Linked DNA regions of Mus musculus: region 2 is linked to region 1. Evidence: chromatin loops called from intact Hi-C (ENCODE). Cell type or tissue: left cerebral cortex. All regions are shown on one strand. Links, peaks and the distances in the headings refer to the core of each region. The heading gives the core; the rest is flanking DNA. Region 1 has its middle 570 kb from the start of Gm46517. Region 2 holds the start of Gm35018 (a long non-coding RNA gene).

The links. Peaks named below come from ENCODE experiments on the same cell type or tissue, not always from the same donor. Only the 100,000 strongest peaks of a DNase experiment are listed, where the experiment ranks them.
Region 2: it touches region 1 in a loop (2.6-fold over the local background); 4 of 42 quality-filtered maps call a loop at or near these places.

Annotation. Positions count from the first base shown.
Region 1 is chr15:13,854,437-13,864,655 of GRCm38, forward strand. No RefSeq gene overlaps it. Among named protein-coding and RNA genes, the nearest start is that of Gm46517, 570 kb to the left of the region's middle. In left cerebral cortex, for the core only: a CTCF peak has its summit at 4,959; a DNase peak (open chromatin) is centred at 4,845.
Region 2 is chr15:13,086,817-13,097,035 of GRCm38, forward strand. It overlaps Cdh6 (cadherin 6), which reads right to left. Exons shown (of 12, transcript NM_007666.4): 2 at 4,834-5,194. The coding sequence starts at 5,061. Gm35018 (a long non-coding RNA gene) reads left to right here and starts at 5,299. Exons shown (of 3, transcript XR_003951640.1): 1 at 5,299-5,764; 2 at 6,199-6,343; 3 at 7,529-7,752. In left cerebral cortex, for the core only: a CTCF peak has its summit at 1,990 (motif pointing right); DNase peaks (open chromatin) are centred at 2,018, 4,682, 4,896, 5,042 and 2 more places; H3K4me3 peaks cover 350 bases.

The sequences.
Region 1 (10,219 bases), core at 865-8,864:
TTTTGGAGAGGAGCATTCTCTATTGATAATAATAATCACATGTGTTACTTACTCATGGAATTTAAAAAGAAAAAAAGCTTGGCAGGATCACAGACTCTGGTTGTGTTTGTTTCTGGAGAATACATGGGATACAGAAATGTATTTAATCTAGTAGCACACAGTGGGTACGGACACTTACTCGGTGCTCATATGTTTTATGATTTCTTCAACTCTTTCAAATTATGGATGGCTTCTTGGCCTCTGACCCTCACAGGCTCTGTATTATATTCCCCTGTTCATGATGTCATTCTTTCTTGCATTAGTGGAGCTAATGTCATGCTTTCATTGATGCACAAACGTTCTGGATATTTATGAAAAATACAGTAAAGCCTTTTAATGCACGATCTTTTAGATACACATTTCCTATGACTAATATAAATGAATATAGAATTACAATATTTGGGCCTTATAAACTCAACATCTATAGTGACAAGCATAATTTAAACTTTTTAATTGAGGTACAATTTAAATACACTAAAATGTTTAATTGGATACGTTTATTTAACTAAGTCAATTTCTATGTCACATTGGTATCTATTGCCATTAGCCTAAGTTCCATTACTTGAAGTATGCTGCCTCTTCATGCCTGAATGTAACTTATCCCAAACTAGGATATTTTACTCAAATTTGATATGTGCCTCTAGGCAGGGCAATCACCACTTTAAAATCAAAATTCTGTATGCTATATATTCAGTGAGTACGTGCTTATGATGTTATATTAACCTGAGTAGGTGTAAAAGATTTGCTCATTGAATGTAAGTATTGTGTGATGTCTACTTTGTGTCATGCATGCTATTATTTAAATAAGTTAGTAATAGTATCATTAAGACAAAACAGTAGGAAAATACACACAAATATGTTCTTTTAGTTGTTCCTTTTAATAGTACAGTTTCACTGAAGTAATTATTACTTGTGGACTTTTTTGTTTGGTAGAGCATATATATTTGGGGAGATTAACTAACCAGGTGTTGTCTTTACTCAGTGGGAAGAGATGCTCTCGGGTTCTGCTTTCATGTGGAATAGTACACAGCTTGACTCTATCTTTCTTCCTGACATCAGACCTCTGAACTGCCTGTAGCCTTTAGGGCATGTTCCTTTATTTTCATGGAATAAAAAAGCTAAACATTCCCAAACACAGCACCCCTTTTGTCTTGCATCTCTGCTTCTGGGAAGCTCAAACTCTCCTGATGACTGATGTCACTGGAATGGGATGTCATCACATAGTCTCCTAGAGAAAAACTGACGCTGAAATACTTACTTTTAAAAGTATTGAATTTTTTGAAGGAGCAATCTTTACTGAGATACAATGGATATAACATGAAATTAACCATTTTAAATTGTAAAATTAAGTGGTATTAAAACTACCCAAAACTGGGTACAACCATTATCTCCATTCTAATATATTTTCAATACCGCAATAAAGGACACTCCATTGATTAGTCCCAAAATGTCTCTGTTGCTTTGGATCCTTGTAATACCAACTGGGTGTCTTATATGCAATGAACTCCATTTCCTACATTGTAGAACTGAGGTTCCTGTACATACATTGTGCCCGGGCAAGTTGCTCATACCTCACAAATCCTGCTTGGTTATGTCCTCCCCTGGGAAAAAGGCTAATTATTTATTCCTTGAGTCTTTTTCATGCAGTTGCTAACTTCATTTATGTGGGCTTCTACTCATTATCTAATTACTTCACAGAGGTCTTCTTAATACTATTCCTTTGAGTGTTAGGATCTCAGGATTTGAATTTTAACAGTGCAGAGATATTTGAATCAGGGCACTCCTTTAGATTCTAGCAATCACTGACCTTTGGTGATCATTGTTGGGTGGATCGTGTAAATGGAATCATTCCAGTCATGACTTTTTGTCTCTTTGAACTTCTTACTCTTAATACTGTCTTAGAGGTTCATCAATGTTAGCCTATAGCCATATATACTTTTAAGGAATGAGTAGTATTTCTGGATTTTTTTCAAACTTGGAAATAAAATTTCTACTCATTTTTTGTTATTACAAAAATGCTGATATAATTATTTCTGTGTTTCTGTTCATATTCCTTATTTTCTATTTTTTGGGTGTATGTATAGGGTTAGTGTGGGATCTCACAATAGCTCCATGTGTACATGTTTTGAGGAAATATAAACCATGTTTTTTTCATAATGGCAGAGTCAATTTATATTTCCTTCACCAATAAACAAAGTTTTCAATCTTACCACTTACTGCATTCAGGCTTAAAAATGTTATTGTCTGTCAGTGAACTCAGAGGCAAAACAGTTTCTTAGCATGAGGCCAAAGAAGAAACTGTTCCTATTCCATTTGGTATGAAGTATCTCTTTGTGGTTTCTATATGCAGTTTCTTAATGAATAATAATACTGAACACTTTCTCATGTTGTTTTGTTAATTGATTAATATTCTTCCAAAGGATGTCTACCTAAATTCTCAATTAATTGGATTATGTGCAGTTTGGTATCTGTTGCTGGTTTTTGGATTTTTTTCTATATTTTGATGAACAAACCTTTATCAGTTTGTAGTTTCAAAATAGTTTTTCATGTTTTTCAGTGTCTTCACTTTTTTTTAAAGAAATCAATCTTATTTTAATTATTAGTATAAACAAAATCTGTGTGTATCAATGGTCTTCCATGTGACATGTCCTCACTGCTTTTCTCTAGGCGTTTTAAGAATGGACAGAAAAGCTTTTATCCATGTTTATGCTCTGTGCAGTAGCATGCTAAACCTCTCACTTTTATTAAAATATGTCTCAGTGTTCATCCATTCACCTTTCCTGCTCTCTCTATCATGTCTATCAACTTAAAACTAAAGCAGGGTGTTTAGATCTGCTTTCTTATATTTTGAATTTAAGTGTAACAAATTGCCTCTTCTATATGAAATACATATTTCTTTTGATAACTGTAGTGAACATGAAGATTATATAATAATTTATTGTTTTTAGTATATATGCAGGTTAGAATTACTAGGTCTACTTTTAATATTTTGAGGGCTCCCTTAACTGTGATCCTTAGTACTGTGCTAATTGGCATTCAGCTAACAGTGGTCAGGGTTCCCTGTCTTGACTCACTTGCCAGCACATACCATCTTTTGCTCTTTTGGCAAAAAAAGCATTTCTACTTGGGTGAAGTGAAAGCCCATTGTGGTGTTAGTTTGTATTTCTCTATTTAGTGTTCTTAAGTTTTTTTCATATACTAGGCAACTTTTATGTCTTCATTGAGAAATATTTATTCATATCTGATACATTTTTATTAATTATTTCAAATTTTGAGATTATTATATACTTAATTATCACCACACTTTTTCTTACCTCCAACCCCCCTATATACTTCCTATTCATTTTTAAATTCATGGCTTCTTTTTTCATTAACTGTTGTTACATACTTAAAGGTATATGTGCATATGTATATTATATGCACATATATATATACACATACATACATACATACATACATACTTAAATATATAATTACAACCTGCTTAGTCTGCATAATGTTACTTATATTTATACTTAAAACGATGACTTGAATAGTTCATTTGCTTTTGTTTTCAGATCCTTGAGATAGGCTCTCACTGTGTGACAGTGGCTGTCCTTGAATTAACTGTATAGCCCAACTTGGACTCAACCCTATGGTCCAGCTTCCTGCTCCAGCTTCCTCAACACTGAGATTATAGATGAATGCCACCATTCTTCATAGTATTTTTAGGGGTTTTTGTTTGTTTGGTTTTCTTTTTAGTTTGTTGTAATTTGGGGTACAATATTTGGAATGTAAATAAATAAGACAATAAAAAATACACTTTATTTTGTGCATATGTGCCAGAGTGTTTGTGTTCCAAGTGCCCATAGGGGGCAAAGAGAGTCAGCATTCACTTGAATTGGACTTAGAGACAGTCTACCTACTGTGGGTGCTTGGCGCTAAACTTAGATTCTCTGCAAGAACAGCAGGTGCTTTTAACTGCTGAGTCACCTCTACATGTCCTAAGCTTTTTCATATTTCATTTTGACAATCACTCTTTATTAGATGGACATTTTGTATGCATTCTCTCCAGTTCTGTAGCTTGCCTTTCCACTCTGGTGCATAGCTTTTTATGATGAGATGGTCCCACTGTTTTTGTTTTTGTACACTTTGTTTGGTGGACCATGTCACAAAACAAAATCTGTGTCCATTCCAATGTCTGGTCATATTCTAGGCTTTTGCTTCCAATGATATGATATGTTTTGGTCTTAAATTTTAGTTTTCTATCCATATTCAAAAGCTTTTACCATTATCAAGAGATAAAGTTCTAATTCACGCTTGGGTATATGGATATCCAATTATCTCAGCACTGAAAACACTCTCTTTTCTCTAGTGCATGTTATTAGGACTCCTGTCAAAAATTAGTTAGCTATAAAGGGAGTGATACCAGCATGCTAAGCAAATTCTTCATGCTTTTGTTTCCTGTGGCATGATTCATAGTAAGTTCTAGAACCAATCCAGGTGGCCACCAACAGATGATGGATAGATAGGTAAAGAAACTTCAGTTTGCATATATAGTAAAGTGAATTTGTCCATAAAAAAGAATGGAATTCTGGTCTTTGAAGCAAAATTTGTGAGATTGGCGGACACTGCATTATGTAAAATAAGTCAACACAGAAAGATAGAACAATGTCTTCTCTCATATTTGTGAACTGAACAGGAGATATCTGAGAAGATATGGCTTAAAATGAAACTTGCTGACAAGTCTGAGGACCCAAGTTTGATTTCCCCAAGCAGCAAGAGACAATTAAGCTTTACAACTTGTCCCTCCAACACCCCCCTCACACCTACAAATACACACACACACACACACACACACACACACACACACAAAATTAAGATGTATAAAATACCAACATGAAGTACAATAGTGACCACTAGTGGTTGAAGAGAGTGTTTTCCAGAGGTGAAATAGGATATTGCATGCTATTATCAGTATGGAAATATACAGTATTGCACTAACATGTGTCAGATGTCAACAGTTTTAAGATACAGACATTATGTGAACATAAATTCATGGGTTCATATTCAATGAATTTATTGTGTTCCATCAATGTACATGGTGACTTGATAATGCTGTTTGACGCACAAGTTGAGTTTTATGAAATCTAAGATGTATATTTGTGGTTGAGTGCATTGTCAAACCTATAAACTACTGCAGACCTCCTAGTTTTAGCTCTTTCACTCAGGGTTTTTATGTATTATGTATTTTTATGTATTTATGTTAACTTTTGTATATAGTATGAGGTCAGGCGGCACTTAGGAATTTACTTAAGAATGACACTGGGTTTTAACATTTCTTGAAATTAATTCTTGGACTTCCGGAAGCAGCCAATAGTTTTTATATACAAAATTGTTTTATATATTGAGTTCTTCATAATTGCAAATTCATAATATATGCTATTCATTATACACTTGAAATACATTTGAGGCAAACCTTCATTCCTTTTGGAAAAATGATTTTTTAGAATACAAAGATTATTTTAAAGTGTGAAATGGAAGGTGGATTCTAAATAAGTTATATTTTCAGCAAGGAAATAGGAAAAGGCCTTGTAAATTCGTTGTTCTTTCCTGAAGTCTTTTTTAAAGCACTGAAATAATCTTATATTTTAAAGAGTTTGTTGTTGTTATTGTATAATTTTTGTCACAGCGGACATCTCAAATTGAAAAGTGAGGATTCACTCAAATCTGCCTTTTCCAGGATTCTAATAGCCTCTTTAGACATCACCAATCAATTTTAGAGGAGAACATGAACTTTACAGTTTATGTTGTATTGTTCTCTCTTGTTCTATCAATGATTCTTAGTGTATTTCCAGCTCAGAGCAAAACATTTTCCTTGAACTATATTTTAACTTTCGATGATAGAGTAGTGCAAGTAGTTTGTTTACTTATTTTTATTCCTTGAAACAATGAAAGTCATCTTGTAAACATCTGTCTGAGAGTTTCTGGGAATTGAGAATCTCATTAAGTGATGCTGAATATACTGAGGGATCTCAAAAATGCCCCCCAAAATGAACGTTTTCAATATTCACAAGCAGGAAAGCCATCCTCTTTCTTTAAAACACTGCATACAAGAGAGACAATACTTATAGAAGTGAATATAATTTCATTTGGGAGAAAGAATAGACTGAATGAAGCTGAACAAATTTGCATTTTCTCTGTCTTTGGATTCTAAAACTAGGTTCAAATTCAAACCGTAATTTGGTAAGATAGTAATAACTCTTTGTTCTATGTTTTTGTGGTTTTGTTACCATTTCCATAACATGTAAGACTATCATCTGAAGTACACAGGCTCTCCAGCAAGTACTGAACAACCACAAACGGCTTCTGTTGCTGCCCTGTGATGGGACATTTGATGAAAAGAGTGTGATCGGGCAGGATGAGTCTCTCATTGGTAAGGGACACTACATTGCTCTAAAGTTAAAATCTCTCCTTTCATTTGCTTTGAGATAGTGATGTGCAATGTTTGATTCAGTCAGGTAAATCCACTCAGCTTAGTGGACTGATTTGAAGACAATAGAGTAATACCTAGTGTAGTGCACATGTTGACTGGTCACTTCTGGTTCGAATCGTGTCCTGAGCACTATTGCCTTTGGAGAAATGGAAGACATGTTCATTGATTCATAACTTGCCTGCTCTCATAAGGCTGTTAGATTCAGCCTCCACACGGGCTTTCTCCCAGATGCTCCATGCCCACTTATTTTCCATAACTTGTGCGGTTCTGTCCTTATTGGTTTATTTACTTTGGTATTCCACTGTGGTGTTTTGTTTCAAAGGAAGCTATTATCCCTAGGTATCTGCAAGATTATGGCATTAGTTTTGGCAGTGTGATCATAGTCCCATTCTTTATCTGTATGCATATAAAACTCTGTCCATTTCAGCCGTAAGCTCTTAATTATAACTGAGTCCAAGCATAATAGTTAATCTGGTCATGTCAAAGATGAGCTTTGTCTTTCATGATAATTAATGTACTTTGCAAATTGGAGTTACATCGATGTGATAAAACCAGTCATGGTTTTGACCTCAGAGTCGAGGGGTTAAAGATGACAGCAAAGCCTATGGCAGGCAAATACTCTCTGCTGTGTCCATTGGATACTAACATGCCAGTTATTTTGTTTTCAGGAGAAGTACGTATCTATTCTAAATTGCTTTTAATTCTGTCACCAACATCAAAGGCACCATAGACTTCCTATGATGCTGGGCTTTAGTGATAATATCTGAATAGTGTGGAGCATGCTAGACTGGGATTGCAAACCTCACCTCCCTGAGTAAGTGAGTCCTCATACTGCACACTGTTCCAGGTATCTCTTACATTTCTACTCAGTTTTGTTTGTTTTCACATAGACTACTTTTCTCCCTTCCTGGTTCTAAGTTTATAGATAGCTATTTTCCATGCTACTGCTACCTTCTATCATGTAGATTAAAGATGCCTACCTTTGTCATGATCTTTACTTGTAAGTAAAAACTTAGTTCTTTGGCATCCTTCTCAATGCCTAACAGAAGGCCATCAACAGAAATGATGTTCTTTTAGCATCTGTGTGTCACAGCAGTGGTACACAGAGTAATCCTCCAGTGACCATGACAACATCAATTGCCTAACCATTTCAGTAAGTGTGACCTTTGTAGACCAGAAGGATATTTTATTATTTATAACTGATAAGGATTTCATGGAAAATATCCTGCAAACTAGGCCACTATACTCTTTCTCAAATCGTTACTGTCCAATGTAGGCATCAATCAGTTGATGATTCCCACATAAATCATCTACTCTGTCTCTGTCAAATGTGTAAGCTTTTACTATCATTCTCTCTAACAAAATTCCATTGCCTTTGTACTATAGGGAAATGCTATGTTTTATCTTGAAGCTTTTTCATTTTTGTTGATATCAATAAGGATTTGTGGATTCCAGTTATCATGAGTGAATTGTTTTCTGTTACTATCATTATTTATTATGCTGTTCAATTCTTTGGTTTAGTGTGTAATACATCTCATTTTTCTTAGCTCTCATTTTCAGGCATATTAGTAGCTTACAGCTTGTCTTGTGTTTTTCATACTCTAAATTTGGAGCATATTCCATTTTCATGATTATAGACATAGGGCAGTGTAGGCAATCAAAATAAGCAGGCATCTCTCCCCTGTTTAACCAGATGCATTTTCCTTTTAAGATATGTGTTCAGATTGACATTAATTGGTGCAGTTGAAAGGTGGCCGTAGTAAAGCTATAATTTAGGTGCTTCTTCCACAGACCCTCCAGGTACCGTCACAGTAAGCCATGCTCTAAACTACAAAGTGGTCTGTGTCATCTTTGAAGCTTTCACCTACTCATCTGATACCTCTTGTTAAGGCACAGCTGATTAAAGGTGCATTGCTCCTTGTTATTCCAGGCCACCAGCAGTAAGATCGCCTACTATTTAAAAAAAAAAACGTACAGCACTCTTCTCAAGCATTTGACTGAAACTGCTGTGTGCAGATTCCTTTTCAGAGTTTTAGGTCTCTGAGAGAAAAAAGAGGTCCCAACCAATCGCTCTCATGAACAGTTGACCCATGTAGTGTACCAAGTGTTTGTTTTTAGCAAAAATCTATTTTTCAAGCCACCATAATCATGACCAATTTCAGTCATTTCCTTGATAAACTATAGTTTCTCAGATTAAAAAAATCATGGAATATAAGAATAAAAGTACAAGCATTAGCATTCACTGCTTGAAGTGGAAAACTTTTTGACATATAAAGAATAGAAAGATACAAAGAGGAGTGAGATAGGGATGGAGGGAGGGAGTGAGGATATAAGGAGGGAGAGAGAGAGGTAGACAGAGGGGGTGAGAATTTTGTATACATAATATCGCCACAAAGAAACAACTTTATTTTTTTACTTGTTTACTAATTGATGATCAAAACCCAACATCACACTGATATATATATATATATATATTTAATACTGCCCAGAAGTTTTTTTTTTTCCAGTTTGGCACATTTGTGAGTCATATTTGTGACTCTTTCTAATGTAGAAGAAGCTTTTTCCATTACCAAGATCAGTGCATTTACTTATTACCTCTTCCCTGACCACCTTTCCTAGATGATATTCCATCACCTCTGTGTAGATGCCTTTTCCCTGTTATAGTCATAAATGTATGTCAGCCTCCCCTCAACAGAGCACACTAGTCATCATTCTAAACTACCGTCTGGTGATTACCTCCTCATAGCTACCATGTCATCTTCACCTGTTTGGCACTGTCTGCTCTTGCTTCATCTCACTCTCTATAGACTGGTTCTATTCTCTCAGGTTCAGGCAGAGATAATACTTTGAAAATTTTCAGGACATACTCTGCCTATAACCATTTGTCCAAATTCTTTATTAATCTATAACCCCTTCCTTTAAAAAGGAAGGTGGTGTCATGGAACATAAACAGTCAGGGACTATTTATTCTGAGTCAGTCAAAGAGGTTTCCACATTTATTGAACTTAGGAGCTTCCAATTTTCATTTTACTGCTTGTGTTTATTAAATCATTAGTTGATTTGTTAACTTCCCATTTTACTTGCTCTGAAGGAAATATTCATTTCCATCAGAGAGGGTGATGATGAGAGAGCAGTGATACTGGTTTTTAAAGAGTTTTGTTTTAGTTTCCTTGGGTTTATTCTATCAAAAGAAAGATTATTTTCTGTTATTCATGAGCTACATGAAATCAAAAGTAATTCAACTGTTTCTTGAAATTGTCTTTTAATTTCTTAATATTTGGCTTAATCATAAGAAATTAAAAAAAAACAGGCTGGTAAAGAATATTGAATTCAGAGGTGCTACCTGTCGGAAAAAAAAAAACTTTATGTATTTAAAGAGATATGATCAAAAAATTAAGTGTTTTGTACCATAGAATTGCTCCTATGAGAAATTTATTATTTTTATAGAAAATTTTAAAGATGTTGGTTAAAAATTAATTGTATAATATTACTTCTATTATTAGTTTATGAAAACTTATTTTTGTCACTAGCTATGTAATTATCAATTTTATTAATTGTATCAAATAAATTTCCTTTATCCTCTTTTGATTTTCCTGTAATCTTTGCAAGAATTCTAAGCCACAATGATAATTATACTTAGATTCATAGTCACCATGGTAGAGCTAGTCATGAAACTAAATTATGTGTCACACCTGGCATCCTAAA
Region 2 (10,219 bases), core at 977-8,976, 770 kb before region 1:
TAATTTTCCAAAAGGTAACAGAAAATACTTCTACAGTACAGCACAGTAAATTCCATAGATACCAAGAGGAGCTGTACTCTGGCAGTCTGTCTCTTGTGGACATTGTGTGGAGGGAGGGCCTAAAGAATAGCCCAGAAGATGAAGTGGATGAGATTTGCCATGGGCTGTGTAAAATGATGTGAGGTGCATAGAAGGGTGCACCAAATTCTGAGATATAAAAGCGAAACAAAACAAAATAAAACTCAACTCAACTAAACTAAGCTAAACATCCCCAAACCTTCATCTTTGACTAGTGAGTGCCCCCATCTTTAAAATCTGGCCTCTGTCTATGGCTCTGTACTCCCTTCTGATATGAAATGGTCGCAAATGGATACAGGCTATGGACAGGGAAATGTTATATTCCACGAAGCTGGTCCTGGGGGTATGGGGGTTTCTGGGAAGGAAGATAGAAATGCTTTCTTCCCCATTTCCTATTAATTTTACATAAGTCAGACATCGCACAAGTGGAGGCTGAATAAAGGCAAACGCTCCCTGTTCATCTGCTAACAGGAAACAAGTACTTTGGGTTTTCTGGGTCACGAGTGCCACTTTGACTCTCTTGGTTGTCAAATCTCTAAAGTTTGGACTCTTGGGTTTGTGACTTTTGCCTTTTTCGTGTCTGCAGGCAATTACCTTGGAGGACTGGGCGATTCTCCCTTTGCACTGATGGCCAACACTCACTCTGCCTTGAAGATGGAGTTCAGACACCATCACCGTCTCTAGGGGGTTCTGCGGAACCTTAAAGCCCGGCTGCCCCCACTCCCTTATTTTCCCATAATTCTTTGTGGATGTCACTTGACCACTGAACTTGATGGTTTTGCTATCGTGACTGACAGTCATGGGCTCTGGTTCTGGAAACTGACAACAGTGTCAGAATCATTAGTACTTAATTAAAAACCAACTTAATCCGAATCTCCACAGAGGTGAGACCCAGGTCAGGTACTTTTAAAAGTAGCAATTCTCAAACTTTTAATCTGTAAACTGCTCACCTGGGGATCTCCTTGAACTGAAGATTTGGATTCAGTAAGTACAGTGGCCCTCAAGCTGTGGGTCGTCACCCCCTGGGGGTGTGTGTCAAATGACACTTTCACAGGGGTTGTAGCATTAGGAAGGTTAAGAACCAAGAGTGTGACTTTCCAACAAGGTCTTATGAATGCTTCTTTGCTGAAACACCTCAAATTTGTTGCCCCCCACCAACAGTCTTACTTGAACCACTATCTATGTTTCTATTTGAAGCTCACACTGTTATAGCGTCTAGGGCCATTCCTTCGCATCCTGCTAGCTTTATTTGCTACTGTGATTTTAAGCTTTTCCATGAGTGTACCCCAGCTCTGGCTTGTTCTTATATCTATGCTAATCTCCTCAGGGACACAACACAGTGGAAGAGGCTGACGAATGTGAGGACAAGAGCTGCTGCTGCTCCCTCATGTCCCAGTGCGGATCATACTTCTCCCTTCATGACTGTCCCAGCCCTGCCCACTTTCCTTGCTGGCTCTTGTGACCTTGTGTGACCCCTTCTCCCTTCACTCTCTACGTTTGCCCTCACGTTTTCCTTCCTCCCCCAACTCTCCCTTAGATTTACTTTGAAGAGACCAACACGAACAAAAGCACACGGCTTGTCTATCTGTGGAGTGTTTTCCTGTAAGTCCCATTTGTTCATTCAGCTCCATGATTTAACTTTGTGAGCGCTTCTGTCCTTCCATGTGTAGATCAGATCCATCTCTTTAATTTTAGGTAAAATGGTGCTAGGCTCTGAGTAATTACTACTTGGAGCACTGGCCACACTACTAAAAGTTAACTTACAGCCTCTGTGTGGATTCACACACCAACCTAACTAGAGTCCGTGGCTCCCAATGCTTACATAGCAGTACCCTGGGTGCTTCAGGCAGCTTAGCAGGAGCCTCACAGCAACGCCTGACATCTGCCCATCAATTTGCCATTCCTAGCTCAAGGCAGTTCACAGATTTTACAGCAGGTGGCGCTATGTTCCTTTTGATGATGTCATACTCAGTGCCTGGGTTTCCCCTCAATGGCTGGGAAGCATCTACAGGGTAGACTTCAGGGTGGACAGGGCCGCTGGGGAGTGGGCCCCGGACTGTTTGAAAAGGTGTTCAAAGCCATCTAAGATACGGCCATTAGGAATGAGATAAAAATAGCAGTCTTTGTTAATTTACATGTATTATCATTTCAAAGGGTTATTGAGCTCTTAGAAGAGAACTTCTTACTGGGTTATTTTAGTCTAACTGTTTACTACATGAGACCACTAGGTATTTCTTTTTGCCTAAGGCCGGCCTGAGAAACAGCCCTGTGGCCCTCAAGAACTTTGGAACCATTGCCCTAGTCCAGACACAATTCCTCTGAGTCATCTCGTCAGCTGTCTTCTCTTCCAAGTTAGTTAAAGTTAAAAGTTGTCACCCGTGTCGGCACAGTGAAGGCCCACTCTGCTTCTCCTTTTTTGTCTTTCTTTTGAAAAAATAATTTTTTTTAAAAGGTGGGCAAGATTGAACCTGGGGCCTTGACTTGTTAGGCAAGCATTCTACCCCTCAGCCACCACCCCAGCTTTTCCTCCGTCTTTTTCTAATTTTTTTCTTATTTTCTTCTGCTTTTAATTCGGATAATAGTTGTCTGTTGGTATCACACTTGTGCAGAGATGGATTTGAGAAACGGCCGTCTCCACACTACGAGAACGACCCTCATGTCCCCTAGAGTGGCCCGTGCAGGGCGAGGACAACGCCAGTTCTCACTGTCGGTCTTTTTTCTCCAGCTAACATTGCTAATGTGTTTTGACCTCAGAGAGGAGGAGGGCAACAGGACAAAGCAGAGGACTGTGAGGGTGAGGAAGGGAACTGTACGGAATTGCCAGTAGACTATCCAGATACAATCAGCGTGGGGAAAGCCGTGGCTGGGGACCGACTCCGCTATTAATTGCCATATATTTTAGTCACTGAGATTTGCTGATGACCGTAGTTTGCTTCTGCAGGGTTAGAAGACTCAATATCCCACTTCATTATGCATAGACTTGGTGGAGCATGTACAATGAGTTTTTCAACAGTTTTAGAGATTTCAAGCGGATTGGCCAATGGTGCCCATCTCACTGGTGCTTCCACGTGACTCTGCTTCCGGAGGACTCCGGGGGCAGGAGATTGAGGCTCAACTTCCCACCTGGAGAAGCCAAAAGCCTGGAAGGTTTCTTACCAATCCTGGCAACTGGCAGTTTAGGGAGGCAGTTTTGGACCTGTCCATAGCTTGCATCGTATCCCCATGGCTACTTCCCCTATCACCATTATAAGTGTTAAGCTGAAGCCTGGACGTTAAGAGTCTGTGGTATTATTGGCATTAAAGGTACCACAATTTAGGAAGGAAAACCAAGCGGGGGAGGGGGTTTCAATCATTTTGACAAAGAGCTTTTTAAAGCTTAATCTTCTATGGTAATAATGCTATTTGCATTGTAAAAGTGCTTTAAAGATTAAAAGAAAAAAAACTATTACTCCATTAACACTGTAGCGACAAGTTGCACAGAGGAAGTGAGGCGCACACAAGGGAAGCCTGTGTTCTATCGGCCCCGCCAGGTGTGAGTTGCAAAGCAAGTTGGTTACAAGATCTTTGGGCATCAGTGTCACTGTCCTCAGCTCTCTGGATATTTCCTCTTTTACTTTATTCCACATTAATAATTCACCTCCCTGGAACACTGCCTGGCTGTCTCAACCTAAGCCTCCTTCATTTATAGTGGTAAATACGTAAGGGGAATGTTTGCACAGAGTTACTCAGGGATATTTGATCACAGATTGAAATGTGAACATGCAGCCTTAGGAATCTGCAAAATTTATGCTATTTGCCTGATCTCCTGATGAAGGTATTTTAAAATCAATCATAGGAAGAGGCATTTTGTCATCTATCTTTTTTATGTTCATTCTCAATTTAAGAGGCGCGTGAAAATTATTTTTCTTGTCCACACCATTTAATGAAATCCAGACTCAACAAGCTATGAACAGGCACCCCTGGTTTGTCTTGTACATTATGGCCCAGGTCAAATTTTTCTTCAGCACGATAGCTGATGATACAATTAGGTGACATTCGTCATGACAGGTGAAGGATGAACGAGAGCCTCACACTCTACTTTCTAGTCAATAAAATGGTCAGATGCTATCTAGAAATAGCACCTTTGTGTAACATGAATCTTTCATCAACCTTGCTACAGTTAAATCTAAGAATTTAAAATGCTTGCTTCTTGCCAATTATCTGGGATAAGACTAACCACTACCACTTGCAGCAACAGTAACTACCCCATTTAACCTCCGGGGTTGAGTTTTGCCAAGAAAAGGCATTGTCTGCTCTGAGAGCCAAGGGTGCTGGGAGAAGCAAAGCTAAGAAATAGTTAATGTGACTCAGGCTCAGGATGTTTGCTTTCAAAATGAGAAAAGGACTTGTTCCTCTCACAGCACAGTCATTCTATTTTTAATAGACCCCACTTTACAGGCTGGCTGGACCCCATTTTTCCAGCTAAAGTAAAAAAAAAAATTAAAGGATTTATGATAATCCTCCGTGGATGGTTGTGGGCGGTTCGTTTTTCCACCAGAGCATTCTCTCTCTGTTACACTACAAACATTTCTCAGCTTCTTGCTACACTTTCATCCCGCAACTACTCAAGCGAGAAGAGGAAAAAAAAAGTCTCACCAGATAAGCAACAATTCATACTGTATTGGGGAATAGCTCACATTCTCCCTGTCTATTTCTTAGCAGTAACTTCTTCAGGCTTTTAAGCCTAGACTGTCGAAACACCCAAAGGAGGCCTACCTTGCCCACGTACTGATAATCGGATCCCGTGTATTCCTCCAGGAGGAAGAACTGATTCCACATCCAACTCCTTTTCGAACGGCTCAGCTCATTCCTGCTGTTTGCAGAGAGCTCCAGGGCTTTCCTCTTTGCTGGGAAGCCACTAGTCCTTTTAGATAATGGGTTTGAGAAAGTTGGGTAGGGCTGGCCGACCCAAAAGAGCAGCAAGAAGTACCGGTAAGTTCTCATGATGCTGGCAAGGCAGGCAGTCGAGTCTGGGTGTGAGCTCCCCTTTTCTTAATACGCCTCTTTTCACTGCACCAAATCCAGGCTCATTCCTCCTTCCTTCCTTAATGTTCTTTGCTTGGCTTTCAGAGGGTACCTGGAAAGAATAATAACATATCAAGCACTTTTAGAGATGCTTAAAATTCAGTGTTAGAGCAAATAGGCAGGAGCAAGAATGTAGAAACTTGAATGGCAAAATAACAACAAAAAAAGTTGGCTATCAATTTTGAAATGAGGGCAATCGTCTTTTAGGTACACAGAAGGGGATGCGCAGAATGGGAGGCGCGTACCCAGCGGGAACTGCTCTTTCTGGTTTTCCTTTTATATCTCTTGCAAATCCGACGTTAAGTAATCGCTCTGCTAGAGTTCAACGCGCCAGGATGGATAATTTCACTACTCGTTTGCTTTGGAATATGTGGGCCGAGATCTGGTTAGAGGAAACGAGTTTGTGTTTCTGATTCCATTTGCATATTTATATCTCCATGAACAAGTCCAAGGCAAAGAATACCATAGACAATTTAAATTCAATTGCAAGTGGATCATTTGGAAATTTCACTGGAAGATTTTTGAGCACCTGGGATGCACCAGGCAGGAGGCGAGGCAGAACTTGTTCTGCAGACTCTTGGCTGAGGAGATGTGTGATGATGGATCAGCTGGGTCAAATAAGGTTGGAAAACACTGTATGCCTTTCTTCCAAATGAAGATTTGCGGAGGGAAGTTTCTGAAGTGATGTGTGTGTGTGTGTGTGTGTGTGTGTGTGTGTGTGTGTGTGTGTGTATGTATAACAGTGGTGACGGTAGGCTTGTCTTTAATCTAAACTTTGCAAACTTTGATCACACCCCTCCATGAGAACTATTTACGCCATACTATAAATGTATATATGCATAAATGCACTGTGTCAGTTCACTGAGAAACTGGCTCTAGAAAGTCACTTGTCTCAGAATGTCACCCAAAGACCCCTTGTCTGGGGATGGGTGGTCTCCTGAACTCTGACAGGGAGGAAAGATACCAGAAAGCAGGCCATGAGCATTGTGTCCTACAGAGTAGCTAAGAGGTATGCCTGCTTTCCGCCTGAGGTGACTATCGTCTTTCCCACGCCAGGTAAATGTCTCCTGTGGAAACAGGAAGCTGGAAGTTCAACCAGGAGAAGCTTGTCTGTGGAAAGCTCAGTTGGGGACTGGAGCCGAGGTTGTGAGTTCCTGATTCGATGACACTTTTCCCCCTTTCTGTTGTGACTGCCTATCAGGTACTTTCTATGTATCAATTTACTTCTGTTTGTGATCTATTTAGCGAATGCCCTCATTAGAAACCAAAGGGATAGATCATCTTCTCGATCATGCGGAATAAACATGTAAGAGTTAAATAAGCGGTATTCCAATTTCCCTAGGAAATCCTTGACTTGTATCTCTAAATTTCACTTGTGTCATCGACAATGATGGCCAAGTTGTTTCTGATTTTCACAAATGCATTAAGCAGACCCCGGTATCACAGTGAGGACCACTGATTGTGGGCTTAAAAGTCAGCGATTAAACAATATGAGTAATTATTTTTGTGGCAAATATTAATTTTCAAGAAACCAACCTAATTTTTTTTAATCCCTGGGACTCTTGGTAAAGATGGCCATTTGATTCAATGGCTTACACAATTAAGGCCTTAACGCCATATTGCTTCCCTATGCTTTCCCCCTGCCTCAGATTCCAAAGGGCGTTGGCATCACAGTCCTGTCCCACCATAGCTGGCCTAAGTTTCCCAGAAAAAAAAAAGAATACAGTGGATCTAACAAATGACATATTGATCATGCTATTTGAATATGTTCTTGAATAGCGCACCCATAAACACAAGAGCTTTGGCATGAGAACACCACGTGAATCGGGCCAGAACATCCTCCTTAAGCCACAGGGATGCGCACGCCTTAGGCACTCTGTTCAGTATTTTTGTTTCCCTGAATCATAAAAGACAGACCCACTTGGTTCCTATCATTCGATCCCACAAATGCACAGGTGAGAAGGATTTTAACTTTTTGGTTTTCTTTAACCCCACCAGTGAGTAATTAGAGACATGTAACATGGTACTGAAAACATTGAACTATTCCATCATATTCAGCATCTTCAAACCTTGATTCAATTCTTACACATCTTCCTGACAGCAGGCTGGGGAGGCGGGAGGTCCGCAGGGGACTGAGCTTGGACTGATACTTATTAGTCAGGTTAGAAAAATGCCAGGCAACAGCACACTTGTGGCTCCTCGGCCCAGTCTGGACGTGGGCTGACTCTTCCTTCTCCTGTGGGTTGGAGCCGTGAGGGGCCCGAGCGCGCATGTGGAGAAAGCGCTCCAGTGACACTTATTCATTTTTAGAAATAGAGATTACACTGAGGTTGATTCAGTGAAAATTACATTTCCCCTAATTTCCCACATTCACCATTATTTGCAGAGACAAATCCTGCAGTGAAGAATTACAAGTCTGCTGCTCCACTCTGTGTGGGCCCCACGGTGCTGGCAGGAGAGAGGGATGTGGAGAATGGCGGTGTCAGCTGCTGAAAAGCCTGGCTCCTAAAGGCCATTTTAAAGAAGAATCGATCCCTGTGGGCGTTGTATGCAAACTCTACAAGCTGTTGCCACTTGAATATTAAATATTAGTTCTTTTTTAATACCACAGATACCAAAATGTCAAGTATTTCATTTTTTTTTCTTCTTAGTTGGTAATGAGCTTTTAAAGCGATGCAAATTTAAGCAGAGTTTCCAGTGTTCACTGTAATGTTAGTTTAGCTACAACCCAGTTCCTGTATCAATCTGACAGGCTGAGACCTAATGAAAAAAAAAAAGCCTCAATCTGTAAAACAGAATGACATCGATCTGCGCATATTTGATGCTAATGTTTTAGAAGGATGTATTTCTCGGCAATCTCTATGAATTTGGAAAAGCTACCTAATTCCATTTGACCTCGGGTGTTTCTTTTGTTGGCGTGGTTATTTTAGTATCTACCTCAGAGCGGGGCATTTTGAGGAGTAAATGAGTTTGCATTTCATGCAAAGAACCCAAAGTGATGCCTGACACTTACAAGTGCATTGCTAAGTAAGTACTAGATATTAGTATTCTCGTTATTAGTATTTGAGGTGCAATCACAGATCCAAATATAGCACACTGGGCGGGGCTGACGACGGTCAGGAAAGCATCTCTGAGTCAGAGTTCTTTCAAGAATAGGAAGACTTTAGACGCAGGGTGGATTCATTTGCTAATTGCTCACCTTTGTGTGGCCTTCCTCTCTGGCAGTTCTAGAGAAGACAAACCCTTATCCCTGTGACCACTGCTCACACCAAGGACAGGAACACAGACGAAAAGCAAAGCACTCACAGAACCTGTGTATTTTTCTTCCTGTCCATCTTACAATGATGAGATAAAGAATAAATCTTTACTTTATTCAGGTGTTAAAAAAAATAACAGTGCCAGCTTCAACGTAGTCGTTTTAGCTTTGTACAAATGGTTTTGGCAGTTAGCGTGCTGAGACGATCCTCCTGTAGTGTTAAGTAAGAATTTTATGTAGCTAGAATAAATATTATTTATGTTTTAGATTTTGCTTCATCCAACATTATGGGGTGTGTGTGTGTGTGTGGAATCAACACACTCCAAGCACGTGTCTGTAAGGCACGACAGTAACAACAGCAGCCTGGACCCCAGGGTTCAAGGCGTTGAAGGTCAGGGGCTGAGGAAGTGCTGAGGAGCATCAGAACTTTGAGGAATGGGGGAGGCCTGGCATTCCTGAACAGTGGAGCTCCGAGAGGTACAGAGGTGCCTGTGGCAAGCGGCTCACGCTGTAGGCTTCCTAAGTCAGCTGGCAGGACAAAGAGCTCAGGCTGCACACACATACTGGATTTTAAAATAGCAGGCACGGGGTCCAAGAACCAGAAGATAGTGGGAGGGGGAGAGCCCTCCCTTGTGTGTTCCTCCTTACCCCTTCTTTTATGCCTGTTGGCATCAAGAGCAAATCAGTTATGTGTCTAACTGCTAGACTCACAAACAACTCTATAAAAACTCAAATTGAACTGTCTAATTACAGTCTAATGGTGGTTTAAGAAGACTCTGACTCTACTTTGGAGTTTTCTTTTGGGAGCAAATTTGATGTTTCTTAAAGGCAATTGTTGTAAGCTCTGAAAGATGGTTTGTGACAGCGCTTAATCCAGACAAAGAGTTTGTCTTGTGGAAACTTTATTTTAGTGATATGCAAAATCTAATTGAGGTGTTTATGTATAAAGGGGCAGGCCCCCAGCCTGCTTTAGTAACTGTATATGTGGAGACTGTATTTGCATAGAAGATGATATAAATTTCAATCTTCATAAGAATCCTTAGTCAAGCCCAGGTTTTACTCACACTTTGCCACTTAGAAAGTTGGACACATCAATTCAGGTTCTACCAACTTCCAACATGCAATGATTAATCCAAAAGCTGAGTTGATGTTTTCCATTGATTAGCAAAGCCTTTCCCTTCAACTGTCAAACATTAATAATATAAACATGTTTCATTGGTTGTGTGGAGCGAGAAGAAGAATTACAAGGTCTTCAAGTTCCCTAGAGCACTTGGAAATCACCTTTCACTCACAAATCATTAATATGCTAATTAGAAAATGTCTCCATTGATTGAATTGCTTCTCTGGCGACTTCTGTTTGCTAACAGTTTGAATGACTCAACTGTATTATCTGGTTTTGAATCTGATTCTATTAAACTATTTGCAGACAAACAGTATTAGATATATTGAAAGATGTAATTACAGTGATGCTTTAAAGTCCAGCATACATTTTTCCCTAGTGATCTTGATTGACTGTAATCAGGCAGTGGCACTACCTAGTCTACAAACCCATTGTTTCATTTGTGGGGTCTTTAGTTTGGTATTGAAAGAGCTACAAAAACTCAGTAATGTTGTTAATCTGCTTCCAACACTGACCATAGTAAAAGAATTTAAAAATTGACTATGAAATGATTTCTTTAGGTAAATGATGTTGAAAATATGCATTTATATTATATAATAGCATAATATGTTGCTTGAGATTATCCACAGAAACCATTGCTCTAAGTATCATCTGCACTAAGTCATCTAACCCATAAGTATAGCTTTTTAGCCTCTGTCCCA